Regions from separate parts of the Mus musculus genome. Here region 1 is linked to region 2. The links are chromatin loops, found by intact Hi-C in ENCODE. Cell type or tissue: heart. All regions are shown on one strand. Each heading gives the region's core, and the rest is flanking DNA. Links, peaks and the distances in the headings are about the cores only.

The links. A loop is a pair of places that touch in the nucleus more often than their neighbours do. Peaks named below come from ENCODE experiments on the same cell type or tissue, not always from the same donor. Only the 100,000 strongest peaks of a DNase experiment are listed, where the experiment ranks them.
Region 1: it touches region 2 in a loop (2.2-fold over the local background); 5 of 42 quality-filtered maps call a loop at or near these places.

The regions. Positions count from the first base shown.
Region 1 is chr13:34,872,174-34,879,736 of GRCm38, reverse strand. Prpf4b (pre-mRNA processing factor 4B) reads right to left here and starts at 4,208. Exons shown (of 15, transcript NM_013830.3): 1 at 4,043-4,208. The coding sequence starts at 4,083. It overlaps Gm36839 (a long non-coding RNA gene), which reads left to right and starts at 4,497. Exons shown (of 2, transcript XR_382181.1): 1 at 4,497-4,568; 2 at 5,169-6,109. In heart, for the core only: a CTCF peak has its summit at 3,782; DNase peaks (open chromatin) are centred at 3,706, 4,256 and 5,336; H3K4me3 peaks cover 3,781 bases; H3K27ac peaks cover 3,609 bases.
Region 2 is chr13:34,341,505-34,349,067 of GRCm38, reverse strand. Slc22a23 (solute carrier family 22, member 23) reads left to right here and starts at 3,850. Exons shown (of 10, transcript NM_001382849.1): 1 at 3,850-4,909. The coding sequence starts at 4,271. In heart, for the core only: a CTCF peak has its summit at 3,719; DNase peaks (open chromatin) are centred at 3,077, 3,737 and 4,677; H3K4me3 peaks cover 3,300 bases; H3K27ac peaks cover 3,874 bases.

The DNA.
Region 1 (7,563 bases), core at 1,573-6,572, 530 kb before region 2:
CCTCCGTCAGCTTTCCAAGTGCTGGGGTCACAAGCATGCACCATCATAAGCAGCTCAAAGACTTGTATGGCCTCACCTTCAGCTCTAGCTGTCGTGAAACTGAGAAATCTGCATCCCAAGAGCTGGAATTAAAGGTGTATGGTGTACAACATCATGCCTGGTTATCAACAGATAATCCCACTGTCTTAGTCAGGGTTTCTATTCCTGGACTTTTGTCCATCATGACCAAGAAGCAAGTTGGGGAGATAGCCAAGATTGTACCTTCTCTGTGGCTGGACATGGAATGTGTAAGAGTCACCCAGGTGGTACTGGTTTTAAAGGCATGAAGGGGTCATGAAGAGCACTGAGAGAGGCCATGGAAGGCCATTGGTGAAGGTGCAGCCTCAGTTGCAATTGATGTCCCAGGACTGAAGGGGTCATGCAAAGGAGTTGAGGCTTAGCACCATGAGGAGAGCCTGTAAGAGGCTATTGGTGAAGCCTAGTCACAGCGGAAGACAGCAGTGTTTGGAGATGCCAGTCCCATGAGATGACCACCAAGAGCAGCAGCAGCAGTGCAGCACAGGCAGCTGGAGCCTAGAGGACAAGCTGTGTGCTACAAAGGGCAGGGCTGGAGAAGTGACCCAAGCCCCTGGAGGAGCCCAGAAGATTGTGAGTTGGATCCCAGATATTGGGCAGTTAGAGTTTAATTTTCCCTTTTGATTGTGACTGTGCCCTGATATTTCCCCCTCTTGAAGGAAGTTTTTTAGTGAAGCCCACAGTTAAGAGACTTTGAATTTTAAAGTACTTTGGATTTTAAAAGATACTGGATATTTTGAAAGGATTGAACTTTTAATATGTAAAGACTGGGACTTTTAAAGTTGTTTAGATCTTGGGGATGAATAAAAACTAAGGGTTGAGGCTTAATACTGATGTGTTTGTGTGTCAAGTTGACAAGGGGTCAACTGTACTGGCTAGTTTTGTGTCAATTTGACACAGGCTGGAGTTATCACAGAGAAAGGAGCTTCAGTTGGGGAAATGCCTCCATGAGATCCAACTGTAAGGCATTTTCTCAATTAGTGATCAAGAAGGGAGGTTCCCTTGTGGGTGGTGCCATTCCTGGACAGGTAGTCTTGGTTATAAGAGCAGGCTGAGCAAGCCAGGGGAAGGAAGCCAGTAAGTAACATCCCTCCATGGCCTCTGCATCAGCTCCTGCTTCCTGACCTGCTTGAGTTCCAGTCCTGACTTCCCTGGTGATAAACAGCAGTATGGAAGTGTAGATGAATAAACCCTTTCCTCCCCAACTTGCTTCTTGGTCATGATGTTTGTGCAGGAACAGAAACCCTGACTAAGACACCCACCCTTGCTTTTCAAGACAGGAATTCTGTGTGGCCCTGGCTGTCCTCAAACTAGCCCACCTCTACCTGGGCCTCTGGAATGCTGGGATTAAAGGTTTGCACCACCACTGTCCAGCTAGGATAGTCTTTATAAATTGATTTGGGAAGCATTCCATTTATGCCTTATAGGCAAGCAAGCTACACAATTTTTTTAAAAAAAAGACAATTCTTTAAAAATATGTCAATATTGAGCAAAGTCCAATGTAAAGGAAGTAACTAAATGACTTTTCTCTTCCAAACTGAAATGCTTTTACAACAGAATTGATGGAGCCAGGAGTTAGAATGGATCCCAAAGACCAACTGGTCTTAAACCTAGTTTCTGCTTTTCCTTTTCCAAATCATGTTTCAGGAATTAAATTTTAATGTATTATAAACACCACATCAAAAACACATCTTTGGCTGGGCATGGTAGGGATGCTTGTAAATGCAACCTTTGGGAGGCCAGCCTGAAAAGACACAGCCAGCTCAGGGGAGTAAGGTACATCTCCACGGTAGGACTTAGGCTAGTGCATGTTAGGCTCTGGGTTTACTCCTAGTGTCAGCCCTGCTCAATGATCTCAGGCTGACAATGTGGCTCAGGGGTAAAGTACTTGCTTATTAACATGTGCAAAAGGGTTCTTAGTTTGATCCTTAATTCCCCCTCACTCCCTACAACCATCTTTCTGGGACACTAGCAAAAAACATTATTTTAAATCTTAGAGGCAAGTGAAGAAGCCACAGTACAGCAGTCGGGAGCTGGCCTTTAGAGCCACATTTACAAAGTTAAATGTGGCTATCACAGTGCGACCTTGAGCAAACTACTTCATGTCTCTGTGTTAGTTTCATCACCCACAAAATACCAGCAACAACAGGACCCAGCGCCACAGGATTGTTACAAGAATTAATGAGCTACTATTTGAATGATTTGAATAGTACCTGGTCCCTGGTGACTTCGAATACATTTATTTTTTTTTTAAAGCTGAAGTAAAGAGGCTGACAAATGTACAGGCCAGTAAAACAAAAGCCATTTGAGCCTTTAAGGAAAATGTAAACTATGTAATATGTGTGCCCTTAATTTTTCTATTTTGAATAGCTTCCTGTAACTACAAGCTATTCAGAGTAACTTGAAGCCATTTAGGTCAGCAACACACATAGTGCCTGCTTTCATATCAAACTGTTATTTACTCCATTAATTATTTTCAAATTAGCAAAAATAGGACACATTGAGAAGAATTCCATTTACACAATTTCTATGGGGGAAGGGAGGATAAATTAAAAACTACCATCAGTGTTATGTAGTTGCCAGAGCCTAAACAAACCCACGCTTATAAAGATAGGATTAAATACGCAAATAATAGGGCTGACTCTGACTCAAAATAAATGTGAATGGATCCTCCCCTCAAATTAAGTGAATGGACATAATACCAAGAACTTTTCAGATTGCCAGAACTACTTAGCTGAACAGCCGAAGACACCCATCAAGCTAAACTAACATCCTGTAACTGCCACACCATGAACTTGGACAATAAGCTATCTTAAAATCCTATCTGTTCTCTGCTAAGCCCAATTGTCACAACCACAATGCAACTTTCAAGCATACTTAATAAAAACAAATTCTCTGTCAAGCTGAGTAAAGTAAATGACAGGGGAACCCCAAACTAGATTCTCAGCAAAGAAACCAAGCTATCTGTCACAAGTTGCTGGAAACGGTATCAAACACTTTCCTAAACAGGCTGAAAACATAGATAATGCAGATGTAACTGGGGGGTGGGGGGTGGGGGGGGTTGCTGTTGCCACCCAGTCTTCAGTGGTATTCTCTTTAAAGTTAAGCTTTCCTCGCATAAACGTGGGAAACAAAACACTGCTCTTCTTTAAGCAACAGCTAGTCCTTTTGCTTATTCAAGGATGTGTTCTCTTGGCTTCAAATACTTCTATAGTCGCTTAATTAAAAACACAGATTAGAATGATTTAGAAGTAGCAACGATTCCTAATACTTCTCCCATGTCCCTTCCTAAAGGCAAAAACAAACTAGGGCAAAAAACTGCCAGGCCTCAAAACCCAGGTAGTCTACCTTACTTTGCCTCAAGTTTGAAAGTTAGAAATAAGCTACCAATGGACAGAGAAATACCGGGTTGTGGTTGGAAGGAAGAGTAAAGGGCAAAGGACTTCGCTAGCACAATTTCCGGGACAGTCAAAAGTGTGACCCTAGCACCCCCGTCTCTGCTTTTACCATCAGCAGGATCGCAAGGATAGCATATGCGTTAGGAAAGCGGGGCTTAGCCTGCCGGCCGCCACTATTCCTCGGGTCTCTTTAGGGAAGGAGATCACCGAGGGTTGAGATCGGAGAGCTCCACGGTCCCCCAGGGAGGTGCAGGAAGGCGCGACCTCAGGGCAGCAGCAGCCACCACGCTAACTGGACCTGTAGAGGCCGCTCGTGCCGCCGCCTCCCGGGGCAACGACGGACAGCAGGCCGCGCTGCCGGCACCTCAACAGCCGCGGCCCCACCGGCAGCAAAGCCCAGGCCGCTCCCACGCCTCCCGCCGCACCACCCACGGCGCGCGGCAAGGCAAAGTTTGGCTGTCGCCGTTAGGCCTGAACTTTCCCGCCCGTCGCGCAGGTCGCCGCCGCCGCCGTCCCCCGCATTGCCGGCCTGGAGGCCCAGCTCCGACACACCCGCGCGGTGCACTTACTCAGCTTGCTCCCGCAGGGACGGGGGCTCCGTGGCGGCCATCTTGAACTTCCCGACTCCTCCGCGATGCTGGCGGCGGCTCGGCGAACCGTGGACGCCAGTGGAAGCGGAGGAAGAAGGGACAGGCAGCCGCGCATGTGCGGAGCACGTAGAGAAAAGCGGCACTCGGGAGTCCGCGCTAAGAATCCGGATAGAAAAACTCGGCGTCCGGGGGCGGGGCGCGGAACGTAACTTCCGGGGCTAGGGGGCGGGCCGTGGGGAGAAGAAGGCCTGATTCACTTAGAGCGCTGGTTATGTGTGTAAGTGTGAGTGTGTAAGTGTGTAAGTGTAGGGACCTGCTGGAGACAGCAGCAAAGAAAGGGGTCGGGTGCATTGCTGAGAGCTGATTCTCCATGTGATCCAGTAGTGGGTGAAACCTGCTGTGTCTCTCCTTGTTGCTGATTGGCTAGCGGAGAGCTCGTAGACCTGGCCTAATTTAAACAGCCAGAATATCTGCCAGGTCCCCTTTTGACCTTCTGTTCTTTATGGTATGCTTTATATGGGAATTAAGTTTTCTGTTTCTGGGAGGAATACGTTGGAGATAATGGTGATACTGAAATAAGACCGATTTCCGATTTACAGACACCATTCTTCACAGAGTAAAATAAAGCACTTCTAAGCCCGGACACACAAAATAAATGTAATAAAAATGCTCTTGTCGGGCAGTGGTGGCGCACGCCTTTAATCCCAGCACTCGGGAGGTAGAGGCAGGCGGATCTGAGTTCGAGGCCAGCCTGGTCTACAGAGTGAGTTCCAGGACAGCCAGGGCTACACAGAGAAACCCTGTCTCGAAAAACCAAAAAATAAATAAATAAAAAATAAAATAAATAAAGCACTTCTAAAGGAGCTGGTGCTGGAAAACTTTTCCATGGAAGATTTTCTTTTTCACCCAAGTTCATTTCCACGCTATTACGAATTGGAGAGCGAAATCGATGCCTAAAGGCATCCCAAGCTGTTACTGTTAGCAGATATTGAAACATTAGCTTACTCGTGCAGGAAACGTTTACAAAGTGACAGACCAGACAATTACAATTCCTTGGGTTTTTTTTTTTTTTTTTTTTTTTTTCCTCTTCGGGGCCCTGGTAAAGGAACCGCCCGACCCATAGCCGCAGTTTCCGCGGATCAGGACGGAAGTGAGCTCTGCACAGCGGAACCAGCTTCCCGGAAGTCTTTTGGCCAGCCGGAGAGACGCATGCGTGCTGGTGGCCAGAAGAAAGCGTGGGCGTGTTCAAAGCTGCGGGCGGTGGTTGTGGCGTTAGAACTGCGGCGGGCAGCTATGGGGAGGCCCTCCCAGTTCCCTGCTCCAGCTCAGCTGGTCTCCGCCTCCCGATCTCAGCCCCGACCTCTCCTCTGCGGCAACGTCAGCACAGCGGCTTGCCAAGATTGCGTCTGAGCGTACCCCAAGATCCCTCAAGTAGAGGTCCGCCTTGTTCGGTGACACCGTGGAGACCACGGCGCCGGCAGACAATGCAAAAAGTTGAGGCTTTGGAGGCAAGCGTGTCTTTGTGAACGTTTCATCTTTTCCTACCATCTGTGGTTGCTTCAAGTATTATTCCAAACGAGCTGGGCATTCTTTAAATAATTGAAAAATATATTTGAAATATGTGTATTTCTGTGGAGAGCTACTAATCTCGTACACGGTTGCCATGGAACCCAGTGAGCTCTCAATAGGCTAATTGTAACAGACTACAAACAAATTACGAGCATCGTAAAACCCGTTGACTCTTGGAGTTTCCAGGTGTCTTTGAAGAGTGTAGAAGCCATTTGAGCAGCACTTAGGTTTAAAATTGGGATTTGGACCTTTAATGGGAAGACGCCAAACTGGTGTTAACACGCTTGAGGCATCATGCCTGTCTTAGTGTAATTTTTTTGTTGTTTTAAAATACTTCTGTGCATTTGTGAATTTGGACAAACTCAAAGTAAAGGAAAATCATCCCCCAAGTGGATAATTCCACGTTGAACCAGCCCGAACATGTTGGCTTATTTTTAGCCCTTTCCTATGTGAAATATTAAATTTCACACTTGTGTACACAGTGTCATCGCTTGCTCTTTTTCACATAGCAGTTTTTGCTTCATTCTGGTTTGCCAAGCATCTTCTAACTAGATTGTTGTCCTTGTTACTAGGTATCTAGATTGTATCAGCTTTGCAGCAGTATTAACTATAAAGAGAAACACCTAGAACAATGTTCTAAAAGTAAGGGCTGGCTGGTGAGGTGGCTCAAGTGGGAAAAGATGCCTGTCAAGAGACCTGAGGGCCCAGCAGTGGTGTGGCACACACCTTTAATCCCAGCGCTTGGGAGGCAGAGGCAGGCGGATTTCTGAGTTCGAGGCCAGCCTGGTCTACAGAGTGAGTTCCAGGACAGCCAGGGCTACGCAGAAAAACCCTGTCTCAAAAAACAAACAACAATAAAAAAAAGAGACCCGAGGAGCTAGGTTCAATACCCAGACCCCCTCATCGATTGTCTTCTGACCTCTGTTCATGAACACACAAAATAGATGTAATAAAAATGCACTTACATGAACATAGGATTTATGTCAGCAAGGGGTTTCACTGTTTGCTGTGCAACCAAGAACAATTAAAATTTTTTCCTAGTTTTACCACCCAATAAATTGGGGATAATAGTTCTCATTGTATAAACACAATAAATTAAGCAATGAGCAAAATGGCCTATATGAGTAAATGGTAGTTTTTGTGATGGTTTGTATATGCTCTGCCCAGGGAGTGGAACAATTAGAAGGTGTGGCCTTGTTGGAGTAGGTATGTCATTGTGGGTGTGGGCTATAAGACTCTCATCCTAGCTACCTGAAAGCCAGTATTCTGATAGCAGCTTTCAGATGAAGATGTAGAACTCTCAGCTGCCCCTGCACCAAGCCTGCCTGGATGCTGCCATGTTCCCACCTTGATAATGGACTGAACCTGTAAGCCAGCCCCAGTTAAATGTTGTCTTTATGAGAAGAGTTCTTGGTCATGGTGTCTGTGCACAGCACACCCTAACTACGGCTGGGCGGTGGTGTGGCACACACCTTTAATCCCAGCACTTGGGAAGCAGAGGCAGGTGGATTTCTGAGTTCAAGGCCAGCCTGGTCTACAAAGTGAGTTCCAGGACAGCCAGGGCTATATAGAGAAACTCTGTCTCGAAAAACCAAAATAATAATAATAATATAAAAAAATAAAAATGCTTTGCAGTCTCTGAGAGAGGTATATAAGTTGCCGTGTTGTGTGCAATATGAAATTGATGCTGAAATCACTACCCAGAGATAACTTGAATGGTTAAGGGATGATCACAAAAGGGAAGGGAAATGCACCTACCCTAATGTGCTCTTGGTTTTCCTCTGACCTGGGTCTCAATAACTCTTCCTCTTAAGTATACCCCACTTAACTCACAAGTTTCTCATTCTGCACATTAAAAAAAAAAAGACAGTTTCACCCCTCCCCATGATTTTGTCTTGATATACTTATTGACTACCTTATCGAGATCCTGT
Region 2 (7,563 bases), core at 1,024-6,023:
ATGATTTGCCAAGTTATAATTCAAGAATAAAGAAAATTAATAGATGAGCCGAAACAATCCAGAATACATTTAGTATGACTTGGCTTCTGATTAAAGTTATTTAACCCTGACGCCAATTCCTTGGGATTAACTTTTAAAGTTGGATATCCCTCAATTTTATAGGTAAGCTGAAGTCATTTTTTTTTTTTGTCCTCCTGCTATGTTCAAGGGGAAGAAATTATCCAAGCATATTACTGACTAGGTTGCATCGTATTTTCATTATCTCAGGTTTTGGGAATTGCAGAGTGCTAGATTACTTAACAGAATGTCAAAGGAAGAGAGATGACTCAGCTTCTTTGTGTGCACTCAGGATGCTAATGTGCACTGGGGTCAGGAACTCAGATGGAGATGTTTGCAGGGGCCAGATGATGACGTGACTGTGTGCCAGGCAGTGATAAAGACAAGCTGGGTAACCCTTGCCTGCTCACTGTATTTCAAGTGAGCATGGCCCCATAAATACGGGGCAAGGAAAAGGCCAGACATCTGCTATGTTAGGAGTATTCCCAAACACAGTTTAAAAACATGTTCAGTCCTTCCATTTTGAAATGCTGGCAGTGATGTGTTTTTTTTTTTTTTTTTGGAAACTTTACATATAGTCTGTGAGCTGCAAAGCCAACAGACAACTTCCTATCCAGAGCAATCCACTAACCACAATAGCTCACAAGTCATGGGATTGTCAAGTTCAACTGAATTCTTAAGTTGGCTCAGCTGAACACTTGCTTGAGAGATTAAACAAATATGAAAAGCTTGCTTAATGACTTAAGAGTCAAGGTAAAGCCTTTGTAGATCTTAACAGAGGACATCATCAGATGATCACAGCTGGGTGTACTCAGTCACTCCGCAAGGACACACTGAGAATCTCACATGTGCAGATATTGTTATCACTTCCGGGAACACTGCTGAGCAAGGGAACTACTAGGTGCTTACATTCTGGAGGTGGAAGGTAAAGCCAGTATGTAAGTAAGTAAGTCAAACAACGGCTAACAGCAAAGGCCATCCAAAAAATACGGGGTGGGGTTGTTGCTAGTTGAAAACAACCAACTTCTGTATACTAGCTGGGGGGGGGGGGGGCGGGGGGAGGCTTTAAACACTCACCTTGGAGGCCGCCATCCACTCTGGAATATCAATTTTGCTTTACTTCATTGTTCTAGGGCTCATCCTGAGGTCACCTGTGGTGCGTTTTAATAAATAGAGGGCCAGTTTATTCTAAATTAGTTACATTTTAATCGTCTTGACTAGATTTGGGAGAAATGTTGATCCAAGAGGGACTTAAGGAAGCCCCTAATCTAATCAGTAACTTAATTACAGCGCCTGGGTTGAGGCTGCTGCTGCTGCTGCTGGTGAATTCCAAACATTTGGTGTTGGTTTCATTCGGCTTTAGCTTTAGAGAGCACCATTTTTCAGCATGTCTCCAAAATCTCAGAATGTACCATTTGGGGATTGTTGCTAGACTTTGGAATAAGAATAAAGAGCTTTAAAATGAAGGTCCTTCTAGGCCAGGGCTGTACCCACCTTAAAAGCATACAAATAGCCTTTCCTTAAGAAGGCAAACAGACTTCATTTTATAGCCCCTACTTTTTGTAGGGTTCTAAGCTTTGTTTTATTGTAAATATGTAACGTATACAGGATGCTTTGGTATTTATGTATGTAGCAAAGTGATTACTCGTCAAATAGTATCTGTCACTCCTTTTAAACAAACACTGTTGTAAACTCTTCTGTGGTTGGTAATCTGTTCCTACATGTTGAAATGAAAGAACCCTCGAGGTTAGATGACTAGGGATCTAAAACCAGTGGTTTGTCAAGCATCTAACGCTCACTTCATCTCAGCCCTGGAGGAAAGAATTGAATGACTGTGGATCTGAAAGCAACCCCCTCCAAAGTTCCCCATGATTCTTCTCCCAATTAGATGAGCCATTGCTAAGATCAATGGCTGTGTTTTGCAGTGACTTACAAAGTTTCAGCTAGGTTCCTAGTGAGCAGCTGAGCAAAGGAGTCAGACCCAGACACGGAGCAGGCTTCCTTTGAAAGAACCAACACGGAAGGGGAATGAGAGAAAGCCTGGCTTGTTACATTTCAGTCAGATAAGAAAATGTAGGTTGTGTGCAGAGGGTGGAGTCAGTAATAAATATCTAACATTCATTCATTGAATGCTGACTCTGTTCTGTTGGGGTGTGGGGTGAGCGCGTCCCAAGGATTAGCTCTTCAAGTGATGAGGGGAAGAAAAGTTAAACTAACCAATAAAGTGAAATTAGGAGAAGAAGGTGGAGGAAGAGGGTAGAGGGGGAAGGGGAGGGGGAGGAAGAGAAGGAGGAAGAGAAGATCACATGTATTGGCAGGTTGCACTGTCACTCCTGATTTTGAAAATAATACTTTATTAGATTATAATCATTATACTGCATGATGGGTTTCATAATGACATTCTCACTCAAGTATGTCATTAAATGTGCTTAAATTTCCAGACTGGGTTTCCCAGACCTTTAGTGTCTTCTGCAGCCTGTGTCTCTTCCGTCTATTGTTATCTAATCTCCCCTTCCCAGCCACTCAGGAAAATTCACAGTTGGGTTCCCCAAAGTCCAGCTCTCTGGCAGTCTTCAGAAATAGTTCTCTCCACGTGTCAGAATTTCAGCAGTAAGTACATGTTGACTGGAACATTGAGCTGCATGCTTAAAAAAAAAAAGTCTCCCACTAAATTATACAACATGCAGCTGAGAAAATAACGGAGATGCTTAAAGAACGCATTCCATACATGTACTCGCAGGATATGCTTTTGGGAAAAGAACGCGAGCTTCCTTCCCCTGTGCTAAATAAGACTAGAGATAGATTGCTCCATTTAAGATTTCCATTAATTCCATTAATAAACTTCTCAGAATATGAAATGTCTCGAGAATGTAGTGAGGCTAAGATGAAAGCCGCATAATTCTCACTGGTGTCAGGCCTGGCACGCAGGAGAAGATATGCTAATGCGGCCGTTTGCCGCAGGGCTGGTGTTATTTATATAGTGCTAGCTGGGCAAGGCTGGCTCTGGAGTCTGGAGTGCCAAGAGCATTTGGATCTCCTGTGAGGTGTAGATGTGTGCGCGCCTGTGCGCAGAGCATAGGAATTGTGATTCCGAGACCTTGGGGAGGGGGTGGGGCAGGCCGCCCTCATTCACGTTTGTATCGAGTGTGTGGCTTCTGTTGAAGGTCTAGCCTTCTAGAGTTGTGTTTATTTGACATTCATTCTGGAGCACAGAAAGAAATGGCGATTTGGGGCGGGTGCTGCAGTAGGTCGTGTGTGACCCAGCGTTGTAAGGGGCTGTCATCCTAAAATTGGCAAACATGCCTCCTTGCCCCAGCTCCGTGACCATAAAAAGCTGCCTTATTTGAGTCTGGAAGAAGAACAGAAGGTTGTTCTGGAAGACAGGCAACCCTTGGGCTCAAGACCAGGAGTGGGGTGCCAGCCGCCAGGCACCTCGGAAACGAACAGAGGTCACGGAGAGCCGGTGTGCCCGGGGCGAGGTCCCTTGCGGCTGTGGGACTTGAGACTGGCAGACGACACTGTCCTCTCACTCCCAGCCAGTGCAGACTCCTTGGTGACCCCCGTCCCCCGCGCCCAGAGACCACCAGGGATCTTGCAGCGGCCCGGGTGTCCCTCTCCCCGCCCCTGCGTCTGTCCGGGCGGTGGCGACACGGCCCGGCTGGAGGGGGCGCTCGTGCGCAGGAGCGGCGCAGCAGGTGCCGCGGTTACCTCCACCTCGGCGGGGGGAGAGGGGGCGGGCCGGGGCGGGAGGCGGAGGCCGGCTCGGTGAGCCGAGAGCGCGGCCGGCTCCGCAGGCTGGCTGCGAGCTTGCGGCTTCCGGGAGCGCCCGAAGTCCGTGGAGGATCTCCCAACCCGCGGCCGCCGGCGGCCCCAGCACAACGCGCACCGGTGCCCGCAGGGCCCCGAGTCGCGACAAGGGCGCGGGTCCGGCTCCTCCTCCTCCCCGGCCGGCGCGCATCAGCGGAGAGCCTCGTAGCTAGGCGGGCGCCCGGGCCGCGGCGCGGATGAGCCGCGGCGGCTGAGGACTCGAACGGTTTCTGCCCGGCGCCCAGGGCACGGGGGTGCGCGGGTGACATGGGGGTGGCCTGACTCGCCGGGCCCGGAGCACTCTCTCCGGCCGCGGGCCCTCCTCCTCGGCGGCGGCGCTGTGCCCGGGCGCCCGCCGAGCTCCGCCGCGCTCTATGCGCCTCTGCGGGAGCCGCGGGCCCTGGCCATGGCGATAGACCGGCGGCGTGAGGCGGCGGGTAGTGGTGCCGGGCGGCAGCCGGCCCCGGCGGAGGAGAACGGCTCCCTGCCGCCCGGGGACGCGGCGGCCTCGGCGCCCCTCGGAGGGCGCGCGGGCTCCGGCAGCAGCGCGGAGATCCAGCCACTGCCTGCGCTGCACCCCAGCGGCGGCCCGCACTCGAGCTGCTGCGCGGCGACAGCCGCCCCGAGCCTCCTGTTGCTGGACTACGATGGCTCCGTGCTGCCCTTCCTCGGGGGCCTGGGCGGCGGCTACCAGAAGACCCTGGTGGTGCTCACCTGGATCCCGGCACTGTTCATTGGCTTCAGCCAGTTCTCGGACTCCTTCCTTCTGGACCAGCCCGATTTCTGGTGCCGCGGGGCCGGCAAAGGCACCGAGCTGGCGGGTGCCACTGTCACCGGCCGATGGGGTGACATGGGCAATTGGACCAGCCCCTCGGCCACCCCCTTCTCCACTGCCTCCTGGGGGACCACGAGCAACCGAAGCAACAGCAGCGACACACCACCCCTCCCATCCCCTCCAGGCAAGGGGAACAACGACTCAAATTGCGACTGCCACGCGTGGGACTACGGCATCCGCACTGGTCTCATCCAAAACGTGGTCAGCAAGGTAAGGGCCACGACCGCCGCGTCCCCGCGTTCTTCTTGTGAACCTTTTTCTTCTGACCTCGGTCGCCTCTGCTCTGTGCTCCATCTCTCATTCTCTGCAGACTTAGGTCCAAACCTACCCAGTTGAGGAACCCAAAATGTTAGCCTGTGTACGCACAACCCCGCATTGACTGGGCTCCCGGCTGTCCCTCAAAGGAGATGCTCTTACTTGGATGTGAAGCCAAGGCTTTTTTGCCGCCCTCTGCGGTGCCCGTGACGCTGCATCCGCTTCAAAGAGACCGACTTAGCCTTTTCTAATATCCACACAAACTCCTGTCCCAGTGCACATATGGAAAGGGCTCCCCTCCCCCGAAAGGTTCAAATCCTCTCCTCTATCTAGCTAAGGTGTCAGACTCACTGATGGCTCAGCAGGGGCCCTGGAAGACTCAATCCCTCTTCTAGGGCTTCTCCTTGGAGCCAGGACATAGCCATGTTCTTTCTGCAGGCTGCCTGTCCCTGTGTCTCCCACTAAGAACTAACTATCCAAGAGAAATAGTGTTCTACTCTCAGATATTCTTTCTAGCAGATGTCAGCCTCCCCACACGTGCCTTGAACAGATTAAAGCCAATTGAATCCAAGTTATAGACAAAGAAGCAGAGCCCTTTAAAAAGTTCCCTGGCCAACCCACCCCCACCCCAACCATGAGTTGTCCTTCCCAGAGATCTGACTGTAGACTTTAATGTGTTCCCTCAAATACTTTCTCAGGACTTCAGTAAATAGTCCCATAGCATAGGAAGGTGGGAAGTTTGCAGGGTGTCATCGCTGCTCCTGTACAGCACCTGCTCTGGTCTCAGGCATTGAGACCTGGTGAACTGGTCCCAGTTCGCACTTTGTCCTCCCTGTCCCTTGCAAAGGTCTTGCATTCTGTGTGGTACAGCAGGAGTGTTCTGAGAGAGTTGTATATCACCCTAAAAGTGGACAATACTGTTAGACAATTGTAACCCTAGGTAACCATAATTTTCCATTTTCTTGGCCTGTAGGAAACACTGGATGCCACCTAGTTAAGCAACTTGTGAAACATTTGTAGTTTCTGTCCCTTCGGCAGTTTAAACAGTGCAGTTGGGACAGTTCTGAACTGTGTAAAGTGCTCTGTCTAAATTCAAGAATGGATTTGGACAGTTTATAATTGTGTGTGTGTGTGTGTGTGTGTGTGTGTGTGTGTGTGTGTGTGTGTGTGTAAAATCCAGCTCTCTGCCCAGTGTGTGTTAGTAAACAGTTGTAGCTCATGGATCTGTAAGATGAAACTCTTACATCATCTTAATCATTGTTTTAATCTTGTACCAACCTGGCCAGAAAATGCTGTGTCCTGTGGGAACCAAACCGTCTGGCTTAGTGATCTCTCTGCTTTGCAATATAATTGAGAAGATCCTCCTAGCTTGTCTCATCTTGACTCATCCTCCCCCCCTCCCCCCCAGCCTCTCCCTTCCAAAGGTGCTTCTGTAACTGATTCCCATTCATGGAGGGCAGAGACAATTTTAAAAAGAACGACAACTACCTAAATTGCCATGGGTGCTTGACAACAATAAGGATTTGGTAACACTGCTGAGTACTTGAAGCCTCTTTTGAGAGTGTAGGAAGAGTACTGGTTTGAAGGAGTGTGCGTGAAGAGGGCTTTGTGCTAGAGTCAAGTTGGAAGTTAGCCGGTGGAGCAAACCAACCATTACTCTAGCGGTGGGACCAGGAGACAGCTACTCATCCCCTGCCAGGCATGGTGTGAAGCAGGAACAAAAATAGTTCTTGAAAACAGACTAGATAGAGTCATATTGGAAAGCTGGGCAAGTTTTTAAAATTAGCATTCAGGAGGGCGAACTCTGTGTGTGTGTATGAATGGAGGGGACAATGCCTGACAACACACGGTAGTTACATGTTACAGGCAAGATGACATAGAGGAATGAAGGCCTGTGCACAATAATTAGAGGCATGCTTTCTCATACTGTAAAGGCGAGGAAGGACATATTGATTTTCACAGAGAAATATGCTCCAGCAAGAGGACCGCCCTTCCACCACGTTCTGCTAGGTAACAGTGCTTGAAAGAGCTTTTCCAGCACATTTTGGCTCTCTGGCGGACTTCTCCCTCTGCTAATTGTGCTCGCTGGATTCTGTGCCTATGCACAAATGTAGAAATCTGACTGGGATGCTGCTGGCATTTTACAGTCAAGTGTCTGTCTAGTTTGAACACAGTAAACTGATACAGAGGAAGCCTTCACCTTGTGTCAGTGGATACGACTTCAAGGTTGGAGAAGTTGTCCTGTGTCCCCTTCCCCTCAGGATGTCTTCAGCATGCAGCGTGACTCGTGGAGCTGGTGTGTTCCTGAGACACAGCCCTGTCACTTCTAGCCCTAGCTGTTGGTTGGGAATACATCATCACATTTGCTGTCCTCATACCTGGATGCTGTAAGAGATCACTTAGCTCCAGAATGTTAGAATGAAGATGGTTCCCTGGGCTCTAAGCTTTACCCCCTCAGGGTTACACTCCTGACATGCCCTCATTACTTCAGTTTAAACCCTTCCACAAGCGGGGCTCTGTCCCAAGCAGGCCAACCTGCCCTTCTTTGTAAAGAAGCATGGGTTTTGGTGAATTTCACTAAAGTTCTCTCATGTCTGTCAGCTTACTCC